Regions from separate parts of the Homo sapiens genome. Here region 2 is linked to region 1. The links are chromatin loops, found by intact Hi-C in ENCODE. Cell type or tissue: CD4-positive, alpha-beta T cell. All regions are shown on one strand. Each heading gives the region's core, and the rest is flanking DNA. Links, peaks and the distances in the headings are about the cores only.

Region 1 (5,394 bases), core at 333-5,332:
ATGTTGGGGATATCTATTATATTTTAATTGTAGTATAATTAAATTATTTTTCTTGTTAAAAAGTAAGTATGGACATATATTTTTAGATTTAAAATGAAGGCATGTTGCTGATTTAAAATCAAGAGTTGCAGAAGCTAGCACTATGCCCAGAAGACTGGAAGAGAGAGAAAGAGTGAGAGACAGAAATTGGAAGAAGATATGTCCCAATGATGAATGGCAATTGCAATTTGTTGTGGCAGAGCAAAACCTAAAAAGCTTTCAAAGCTGTTGTGAAAAAAGATTTTATGTTAATAAAGTGGATAATATTTAGATGTATTTTCAGGAAATACACAGTGAATTTAATAATAACTTTCCTCTCAACAGTTACAAGTTAAAAAAGAATTAAAAAAATTAGTTGGCAAAAATAAGGATGAACAGTCCAATCATCACAATGAAAATATTATAATGTTTAAGTAAATCTGACCTTGTAACTAGGGCCAGCTATTAAATGGCTTGTATATTTGTATGAAAAAGAAAGCCATTTTTAGATGAAGGAATGTAAAAGGAGTCACTGTGTCAGATATGGAACTTCTGTTCTCCAATCTTGCAGAAAAGCCTTAAAAAGGTATTTTATAAAAAGTGAAATATCTACACTTAATTAACCGAACAGTTGCTTCATAATACAAGACCCTTCTAACCGTATCAATGATCTAATGAATCCAAATTGGAAAAATTGAAAGCACTTTCTTTTCACTTTAGTTGAGTCTTGCAATAGAAGAGATAGTGTTCAATTAGCAATGTGGGTGCCTTTTGTCTCAAAGGATTTACTTCCAAAGATATGAAGAAGTGTGGTTTCACAACTGCACGGCATAGATATTTTTGATTCTTTCATATCTCCAAAGAAGAATTTAAGCTAATTATGAAAAAAATAATTTCTATTGTGATGAAACTGCTCTAGTGTACTGGAATTTTAAAACGAGAATTTTTCTTTCTTCTTTCATTCTGTGCTATGATACATACAGTATGTATGCAGTTTTTTCAGACAGACTCCTCGAAATATTTAATGGGTATGCTTGTTCAGTACATATGGGTGTATGCTAGGAATCACTGCAAGTTTAGAGGACTGCTGAAAGAAACACGAGATTAGGACTCTAATGATCTTAAGTTCTTTGACCAAAGCTCATGCATTAAGTCATGGAAGACTTTTTACAAAATTTCCTGTGCTGCTAACTCCAATTCAAGATTTTCTTGAAACTAATAAATGTTTACCATATATTTAATAATTAAAGACAAAAGAAATGACAATGTGGTTTATATTCTGTCACTGATACCACACTACATGTGAATAATATAAATTTGAAGCTCCAATAGAAAGAAAAAGCATATTTGTGATTAGGTAGACATGCATGAGAACTTCTGTTGAAATTAAACCTTTTTATACTTCTAAACAATACTAAAGATTTTACAAATATTTATAAATCAGTATTCAGAAGATTTTAATTGTAATTGACAGTTTTATATAAATTGGCTGCACAAACTACATGAAAAACATGAAGAATGCTTTGTTGATATTGATTGATTAGGAGTTGATTTTTAATTTACACAATAGTCTGAATTCAATGTTAATAACCGGTTGACTTAACAGTTAGTGAGTTTACTTAACTTGGGGAGCTATAGTTTTAAAGGTATATGATTTTGCTTCAAAGTCTAAACAATTCTTTTTAAAAAACAAACCAGTTTTGTCAATGTGCATATGAATATTAAACAAAAATAATGTTTTGGTACTCAAATTATTGGAAAAGTTTTAAAATGTATTTGGAACAACTTGAGCATGTGAATCTACTTTTCAATTGTAAATTGTAAGTAATCTCAGCACAGATCAAGTATTTCTGATGAAAATATTGTGTCTGAATTGAGTTGTCCTTTAAGTGTAAAATATACACTGTATTTCAGGGTGGGTGCAGTGGCTCATGCCTGTAATCCTAGCACTTTGGGAGGCCATGGAGGGTGGATCACTTGAGCTCAGGAGTTTGAGTCCAGCCTGGCCAACATGGTGAAACCCCATCTCTACCGAAAATACAAAAATTAGCTGGGCGTGGTGGTGGGCATCTGTAATCCCAGTTACTTGGGATGCTGAGGCAGGAGAATTGTTTGAATCCAGAAGACGGAGGTTGCAGTGAGTCGAGATCATGCCTCTGCACTCCAGCCTGGGTGACAGAGGGAGACTCCATCTCAAAAACAAACAAACAAACAAACAAACAAAAAAACCTATCTATCTATCTATCCATCTGTCTATCTATCTATCCATCCATCCATCAACTTTCTATCTATCTAGATATACATACTGAATTTCAAAGACAAAAAATGTGAAGTATATCATAATAAATATTTTATATCAGTCAAATGTTGAAATGATAATATTTTGGGTATACTTGATTAAATAAATATACTATTAAAATTATTTTTACTTGTTACCTTTTACCTTTTTAATGTAGCTACTAGAAAACTTTCAGTTATGTTTCTGTTGGACAACACCACTGTAGACAACTCATATTTTGACATTGTATTAACTTCTTTAATATTATTTAACTTTTCAAGGTGCCTGACTCACGTTCCCTATCAGACTAAATTCTACTTGAGATCAGGAATCATGTTCTTCTTTTCTCACTTAGCCAGCTATTATTGAGAGCTTACACAGAAGACAGAAAGGTACATTTAAGGCCCATTTCTTGCACTCAAAGAACTCATAGTTTAATAGGAAAAGATATGTAAATAAATAATCAAAATATGGAGACATAAGAACTTAAAGATCATAAAGACATAAAGAGCATAAAGACATAAGAGCTTAAAGCTTCAAAGCACCATGGCTCTTGAAAAGAAGGAAGACTAAAGCATCCACCATAGCATTCTAGCAAGCAGACTGCTATGTCGTTACTTAAATGGCTTTGAGACTAATGTAACAAATGGAATTTAAATCCTTGATTGTACAATGGAGTCAGAGTAGTAGAAAAATGCTAGTGGGAAAGAAATAGTCATAAAAAATTGAAGGTGAAGTAAGAAGTATGAAAGAAAATGAATTAAATTATGTTCAGTGTGTTTGGATGGAAGTCTTGGTTTCATGCGAAATTCATGCTGAGAATAAAGGAATGTGTTTCCATGCGATAACACAAACTCTTAGCTTTGTTGCACAGTTTAGAAGTAACCAAAAGCAGGAATGAGAAAATATTCATCTTATCATATCTGCCAGTTTTAAAGATACTGTTTACCATGCAGTGGTGTTTGAAGCAAGACCATCTGTGTAAACAGAAATGTAGAGAAAGCAAGCAGTTCTCTGAAGTGCTAAGACTAAGGACTCTTATTGCTTCTGCTTTGGCGCCCTCAAGTGGCCAATTGAAATGAGTAATTCAAGGTATTGTATAATATTGTATTGCGCTTATTTGCAGTTATGCACCATCCTTGCATTAATTGGCTTTTCCCAACTATGTCACTAATAGATGGCCCCATTGAAGATGAAGCCTTTGGTAAGTTGTTTCAGAGAATTTTCCTTTCCAAATAAAGGAAGAAACCACCATTTTGTAAGTGGATGCTTATTTTAGGCAATACAAGGCCTAGACATAGTGATGAAGTACTGGCCCCGGGGTGTTTTGAGAGAAAGACAGAAATAAATCATCCGTCTTTCGAAAATTCTCTACAAATATTTCTATACCATAAGAGACGACTTGGAATCTTCCGATGTCCAGAGTGTCCCTTAGATGGTAAGGCTTACTGATGAGAGAAGGGGCCGCCTTCTATATCTTTATTTAGTTCTTTAAATGTCCTCTGGGCTGTAGAGATGAGCATCATGAGTCGCTGATGAAGGCTGTCCAGTAGCCAAGCTAAATGTGCTCCATCTAGTCACTGCGCCAAGAATGGGCCTATTATGACACATACTAGTATATTATGTGACCCAATAAAAAGTCTCCATTATTAAAGGTCATAGTAAATGGATATACTTCAGTACAAGAAATGAAAGCAACAGTCATTCTTTTAGGAACAATCAGCTGATTTCAGGAAAGTTTTTATGCCATATTTTTAATTTTTGACAAAGCATAAATGATGACACTTTGGTGTGATGAGTAAAACTTTGCATTTATTGTCATACCTGTCTTATGAAAGTCATGAACTATTAATGAACTTAATAGTTGATTATTTCATTAACTTTGACACAATCCTGTAAGGTAGGGCAATTGTAATTCCTTCTGTAGGTTTTCATATTCTTAGTTTATTAGGAGAGGAACCGTCAGGACTTAGAAATAAAAATAAAGACTTGGTAGTTGGTATTTGGCAGGAGAAACAATTCTGAGTAATCAACTGGGAATTAACAGATGCAGAATCTAAGCACATTAAAAATAAAAATTCTAAAAGATTCACTGTAGAGCCAGATGATATTTTATCTATTGTCTGATATGTTTTCAATATTCTAAAACATAACATCGTGATATAAAAGGACTTCTCATTAAAGATGACAAAGGAGAAAGAATAACAATGACATGCCAGGATTCTGCTATCTGATAGTTCTGAAGAGCACTTTCCATAATATTAATGTACTTTTGTTGTTGTGAGAAGAATCTAATATTGATTTTTGAAATGAGACATTTCTTTATTGTGGAATTTAGAGTGTAGTTTAAAGAATTTTTTCCATGGAAAGAAACCCTTCATTGCACTTGATTTGAGGGTTTCTTTAATTATTATTATTGTGGATGAAAAACCTTTCAAATAGGCAGACCTCATGTAAGCATATTGGATTTGAATGAAATTGTAGCACCAAGTATCAGAAATTTATTATTAAGAATAATAATTTTGATAATAATTATTAATAAAAATTCTTAATAATATTATTTATCGAACTTATATTTATTAAATGTCTATAATGTATAACTGCCAACTCCCATATAATGTCTTGAAATAAAAACCAACTAGGAATAAGCTGTCCTGGAGGCTTATATTTACACACTTCTTCAAACAATAATCTTGGTGTCTGTGAGCACCTGGTGTCTTACTGTAGTGTAAGGTAGGTAGGAAAGGTCTGTTTTCTTTAATGTTTAGGGTTTGTGATGCATAAATAAAATAATGCATGTAAAAGGCATTTTTGAAATGCTAGAATTCTAATTTCTAGTTGTAGTTCTTTTTTTTTTTTATTGTATATTACTAGACTAGCCAAACCAGCAAATTCAGACAATGGTATCTGTTTGATTATAATATGCTTCCATATAACAACAAACAACTAATCATTTGTTGGTCTATATCAGAGGGAAAAAAGATGATCAAGTTGATAATCTCTGGTTAGCTCACACTGTTATTTAAGGAAAGACCTTTCGTCTTATCATATTTTATCCTCACTGGAGCAAATGTTTGTGTCTTTTTTATTTGTACAGA
Region 2 (5,394 bases), core at 80-5,079, 650 kb before region 1:
TTCACAGAAATAGAAAAACAAAAAACAATTCTATAATTTATATGGAACCACAAATGGCCCAGAATTTAAAAAAAAAAAAAAAAAAAGCTATTCTAAGCAAAAAGAACAAAACTGGGAGGATCACATTACCTGGCTACAAATTATACCACTGAGCAGAGTGATAATAACCAAAACAGCATGGTACTGGCATAAAAACAGACACATAACAAATGTAACGGAATAGAGAATCCAGAAACAAATCCACACACTTACAGTAAACTTATTTTTGACGAAGTTGCCAAGAACATGCACTCGGGAAAAGACAGTTTCTTTAATAAATGGGGCTGGGAAAGCTGGATATCCATATGTAAAAGAATGAAACTAGACCCCTATCTCTTGCCGTATACAAAAATCGAAACAAAATGGATTAAAGACTTAAATCTAAGACATCAGACTATGAAACTGAGACTATGAAACTCAGACTAAGAAGACATACAAATGGCAAACAGGCATATGAAAAGGTGCCCAACACTGATTATCAGAGAAATGCAAATCAAAACTACAATGAGATATTATCTTGCCCCAGTTAAAATGGCTTATATCCAAAAGAAAGGCAATATACTGGCAAGGATGTGGAGAAAAGAGAACCCTTGTACACTGTTGGTGAGAATATAAATTTGTACAAACACTATGGAGAACAGTTTTGAGGTTCCTGAAAAAACAAAAACTTGAGCTACCATATGATCCAGAAATCCCACTGCTGGGTATATACCCAAAAGAAAGGAAATCAACATATTGAAAAGATATCTGTACTCCTATGTTTGTTTGCAGCACTGTTCACAATAGCTAAGTATTGGAAGCAACCTAAGTGTCCATCAACAGATGAATGGATAAAGAAAATGTGGTGCATATACACAATGGAGTACTATTCAGCCATAAAAAGAATGAGATCCTGTCATTTTCTACGACATGGATGGAACTGGAGATTATTACATTAAGTGAAATAAGCCAGGCACAGAAAGACAAACATCACATGTTCTCACTTATTTGTGGGATCTAAAAATCAAACGAATTGAACCCATGGACATAGAAAGTAAAAGGGTAGTTACCAGAAGTTGGGAAGTGTAGTGGGGGGCTGGAGAGCAGGTGGGGATGGATAATGGGTGCAAAAAAAATTTTTTTAAATGAATAAGACCTACCATTTGATAGCATAATAGGGTGACTACAGTCAATAATAACTTAATTGTACATTTTAAAATAAAAGAATGTAATTGGATTGTAACTCAAAGGATAAAAGCTTGAGGGAATGGAAACTCCATTTTCCATGATGTGCTTATGTTGCATTTCATGCCTGTATAAACATTTCAGGTACCCCATAAATCTATACACCTACTGTGTACCCACAAAAATTTAAGAAAATAAAAAGAAATTAGATGAAAAAAACAACATTTAAAAGAAACAAGCTAGAGACATCTAAAAATTAAGAGAAAGAGGAACTTGCAAGAATACATGGAATTTGAAAAAATGGGTCATGAAGGTTGTATAAAGAGATAAATTGCATAAATTTAAAAGGGTGAAAGTAATGAGTTTGCAAACATTAAGTAATAAAAAGGGAAAAGACAATTTGTAATGGTCAATATTAAGTGTCAACTTGATTGAATTGAAGGATGCAAAGTATTGTTTCTGGGTGTGTCTGTGAGGGTGTTGCAGAGGAGATTAACATTTGAGTCAGTGGAATGGGAGAGGAAGACCGACCCTCAATGTGGATGGGCACCATCCAATCAGCTACCAGCACAGTTAGAAAAAGCAGGCAGAAGAAGGTGGAAGAAGTTGACTTGCTGAGTCTTCTGGCTTTCATCTTTCTCCCCTGCTGGATGCTTCCTGCCCTTGAACATTAGACTCCAGGTTCTTCGACCTTTGGACTCCTGGACTTACATGAGTGATTTGTCGGGGGCTCTCAGGCCTTCAGCCACATACTAAAGACTGCACTGTCAGCTTCCCTACTTTTGAGGCTTTAGGACTTGGACTGAGCCACTACTGGTTTTCTTGCTCCTCAGCTTGCAGATGATCTATCATGGGATTTCACCTTGTGTAGTCAATGCTCCTTAATAAACTCACTTTCATATATACATATATCTTATTAGTTCTGTCCTTCTGGAGAACCCAGATACACAATTTGAAAGATTACCTTACATGTTTAGTTTTACTATTGGGGATGAAAATTTCCACTTTCGTGCTATTTACAAAAGAGAATATTATGAATAAAAATAAAAAGAAATATACCATGCATATTAAAATTAGTTTTTATAAACTGACTCCACTTTTAAGAAAAATAAGATTTAAACAAAAACAAAAACATGTGTTCTAAATACTGCTTCAAGTGGGCAAACTTCTTCCCCAAATATTAAAATGAAAGAATAAAGAAGGCCACTTTAGAACAAAGCTGTAAAAGTATTAAGAAGAAGACATACACATGGCTAGATTTCAGATTTTGATGGAACTTCTGCAGAATGAAGTGGGGATCATAAGAAAGAGAGTAGGCCAGGCGCAGTGGCTCACTCCTGTAATCCCAATACTTTGGGAGGCCGAGGCGGGCGGATCACCTGAGGTCAGGAGTTCCGGACCAGCCTGACCAACGTGGTGAAACCCCGGCTTTACTAAAAATACAAAAATTAGCCGGGCGTGGTGGCAGACGCCTGTAATCCCAGCTACTCGGGAGGCTGAGGCAGGAGAATCACTTGAACCCGGGAAGCAGAGGTTGCAGTGAGTCGACATTGTGCCATTACACAGAGCGAAACTCCGTCTCAAAAAAAAAAAAGGGTGACAGTAGAGAAAACCATAGCCCAGGAATTGCGTGAGAGAAGGCAGCCAGGGCAGCAGTGCAGTTGGAGGATTTTGCCAGAATCTAAATAGGTGAGCAAAGGACTGTCTCAAGGAGAACATCACCTACTTCATTCTCCTCTCCCACTTTGTGCAAAAAGATAAAATTGTAGTACCACAATCAACCAGAGGAGGGCCAGACCTCCTGCTTGGGATTAGGTGCCCAAGAGTGAAACTCTTCTTCCTTTATAATTTTATAAGAGAAGAGGAAGTCTGACTGCTTCCTGTTTCATGCCCTAATTTAAGCCAGCGATCTATACTCTGTCCAGTGCACAAATCTCAGAGAGAAGAAAAAGACCTGTCAATATGACCAACAAGAGAAAATCTTTCTGCATAGCTATCTATAATAATCAGACTAGTCTTTTATGCATAACCATGACTGATTGACCAAGGATCACTACATATTTGATCAATTCAGATACAAAATGACCCAGATGTGGTTTATAGGCTATTTTTCATTATCTCTTTAAGGTATACATTACATACAGTAAAAATCTTTGCTTTCTTAAAGCAAAGTTCTGTGAATTGTGCAAGATACACACAGTTATGTAACCACCAGCTCAGGATGTGGAAGGACTATATTATTCCCCAAAATTCCCCTGTGTAATTTTGTAGTTAACCTTTCCCTCTGCCCTCAAATCCTGGCAACCACTAATCTTCTTTGTCTTCATATAGTTTTGCACTTGCCAAAATGGCATATAAATAGGATCATAGGGTATGCAGTCCTTTGAGTCTGGCTATTTCATTTAGCCTAATACATGTTGACATTCAACTACATTGTGTGTATCAATTACTCATTCTTTTTTTTTTTTTTTTTTTTTTTGAGATGCAGTCTCACTCTGTCACCCAGGCTGAAGTACAATCACCCCATTTCCGGTCACTGCAACCCCTGCCTCCCAGGTTCAAGCCATTCTCCTGCCTCACCTTTCTGAGTAGCTGGGATTACAGGTGTGCAACACCATGCATGGCTAATTTTTGTATTTTTAGTAGAGACGGTATTTCACCATGTTGGCCAGGCTGGCCTCGAACTCCTGACCTCAGCTGATCCACCCTCCTCGGCCTCCTAAACTGCTGGGATTACAGACGTGAGCCATCGTGCCTGACCTATTCATTCTTTTTTTGTTTCTGTTATTATTCTATTTTATAAGTACCACAGTTCACTTACTCATTCTCTGGTCAAGGGATATTTGGGTTATTTTTAAATTTCTAACAATTATGAAAAAAAAGCCACCACAAACATTTACACCTAGGTTTTTGAGGAAATGACATTTTTTGTTTTGGGGGTTTTTTGTTGTTGTTGGTTTGGTTTGTTTCTCTTGAAAAAACACCTAGGAGTAGAACAGTTGGATCATACTGTGGGTATACAACTGTCTAAGTAGCTGACAAACGTGTTTCCAAAGTAATTGTACCATTTTCTCACCTCACCAGTTATGTATGAGAGTTGCAGGTGCTCCATCTTCAATATTTAACACCAGGTATTAATAGCCTTGTTAATTAAATCATTCTAGTGGATGTGCAGCCGTACCTTATTGTGATTTGCATTTGCATTTCCCTAAAGACTAATGATGCTGAGCATATTTTTATGTGTTTAATTACCTACCATCTGCGTTTCTTACTTGGTGAAGAGTTTTTACAAATCTTTTGTTTATTTTTCTAGGTTGTCTCTCTTATTGCTGGGTTATAGCATGGCTTTATGCATTCTAGGTAAAAATAATTTTTAGATATATGTTTTCCAAATACTTCTCATTGGCTTGGCTTCCTCTTTCATTTTCTTAACAGTGTTCTTGGAGAAACAAAAGTGTGTAACTTTAATGAAATCCAATTCTTTTTTTTTTTAATGTACTTATTTTTTTAAATGGTCCTTTTGCATTTGTGCTTTTTTTTTTTTGTCATTTTAAAGATGTCTTACCAAGCCGTAGGTAAAAAATATTTTTTCCGGATGTTTTCTTCTAGAAGTTTGATAGTTGTAGCTCTTACATTTAGGTCATGATACATCTCAAATAATTTTTATATGTGGCATGAAATAAGGATTGAAGTTTTTGTTTTTTTGCATAAGGGTACCCAATAGTTTCAGCAATAGTTGTTGAGAAGATTGTATTATTTCCCCTTTGACTTATGACTTTACCATAATGCTTGTGTCAAGCATTAATTGACTATATATTTATGGGTCTATTTCAGGATTCTCCTTTCTGTTCATTGGTTAATTGTGTGTCTTGACACCAATTCCACAATCTTGATTACTGAAGATTTACAATAAGCCCTAAAATTAGATGCTGTGAGTTCTTTCATTTAGTTCTTTTTCAAAGGTGTTTTAGCTATTGTAAAACCTTTACATTGCCATATACATCTTTGAAAGAGTGTGTAAATGTCTACAAAAAATGCACTGAGATTTTGGTTAGAATTACATTAAATTAATAGGTCATTTTGAAAAGATTGACATTTTCACAATCTTGAGCCTTCTGATTTGCAAACACAGTATATCTGGCAATTTATTTATCTCAAAAATGTTATGTAGTTTTAAGTGTGTTGGTCTTA

What was found. A loop is a pair of places that touch in the nucleus more often than their neighbours do. Peaks named below come from ENCODE experiments on the same cell type or tissue, not always from the same donor. Only the 100,000 strongest peaks of a DNase experiment are listed, where the experiment ranks them.
Region 2: it touches region 1 in a loop (6-fold over the local background); 5 of 110 quality-filtered maps call a loop at or near these places.

The regions. Positions count from the first base shown.
Region 1 is chr6:152,862,023-152,867,416 of GRCh38, reverse strand. All of the region lies in intron 1 of LINC02840 (long intergenic non-protein coding RNA 2840), which reads left to right. LOC124901439 (a long non-coding RNA gene) reads right to left here and starts at 3,837. Exons shown (of 2, transcript XR_007059821.1): 1 at 3,686-3,837. RefSeq lists an enhancer at 3,258-3,307. In CD4-positive, alpha-beta T cell, for the core only: CTCF peaks have their summits at 3,161 and 3,360 (motif pointing left); a DNase peak (open chromatin) is centred at 3,346.
Region 2 is chr6:153,509,909-153,515,302 of GRCh38, reverse strand. No RefSeq gene overlaps it. Among named protein-coding and RNA genes, the nearest start is that of RGS17, 380 kb to the right of the region's middle. In CD4-positive, alpha-beta T cell, for the core only: CTCF peaks have their summits at 2,774 and 2,977; no DNase peak of the experiment used is centred there.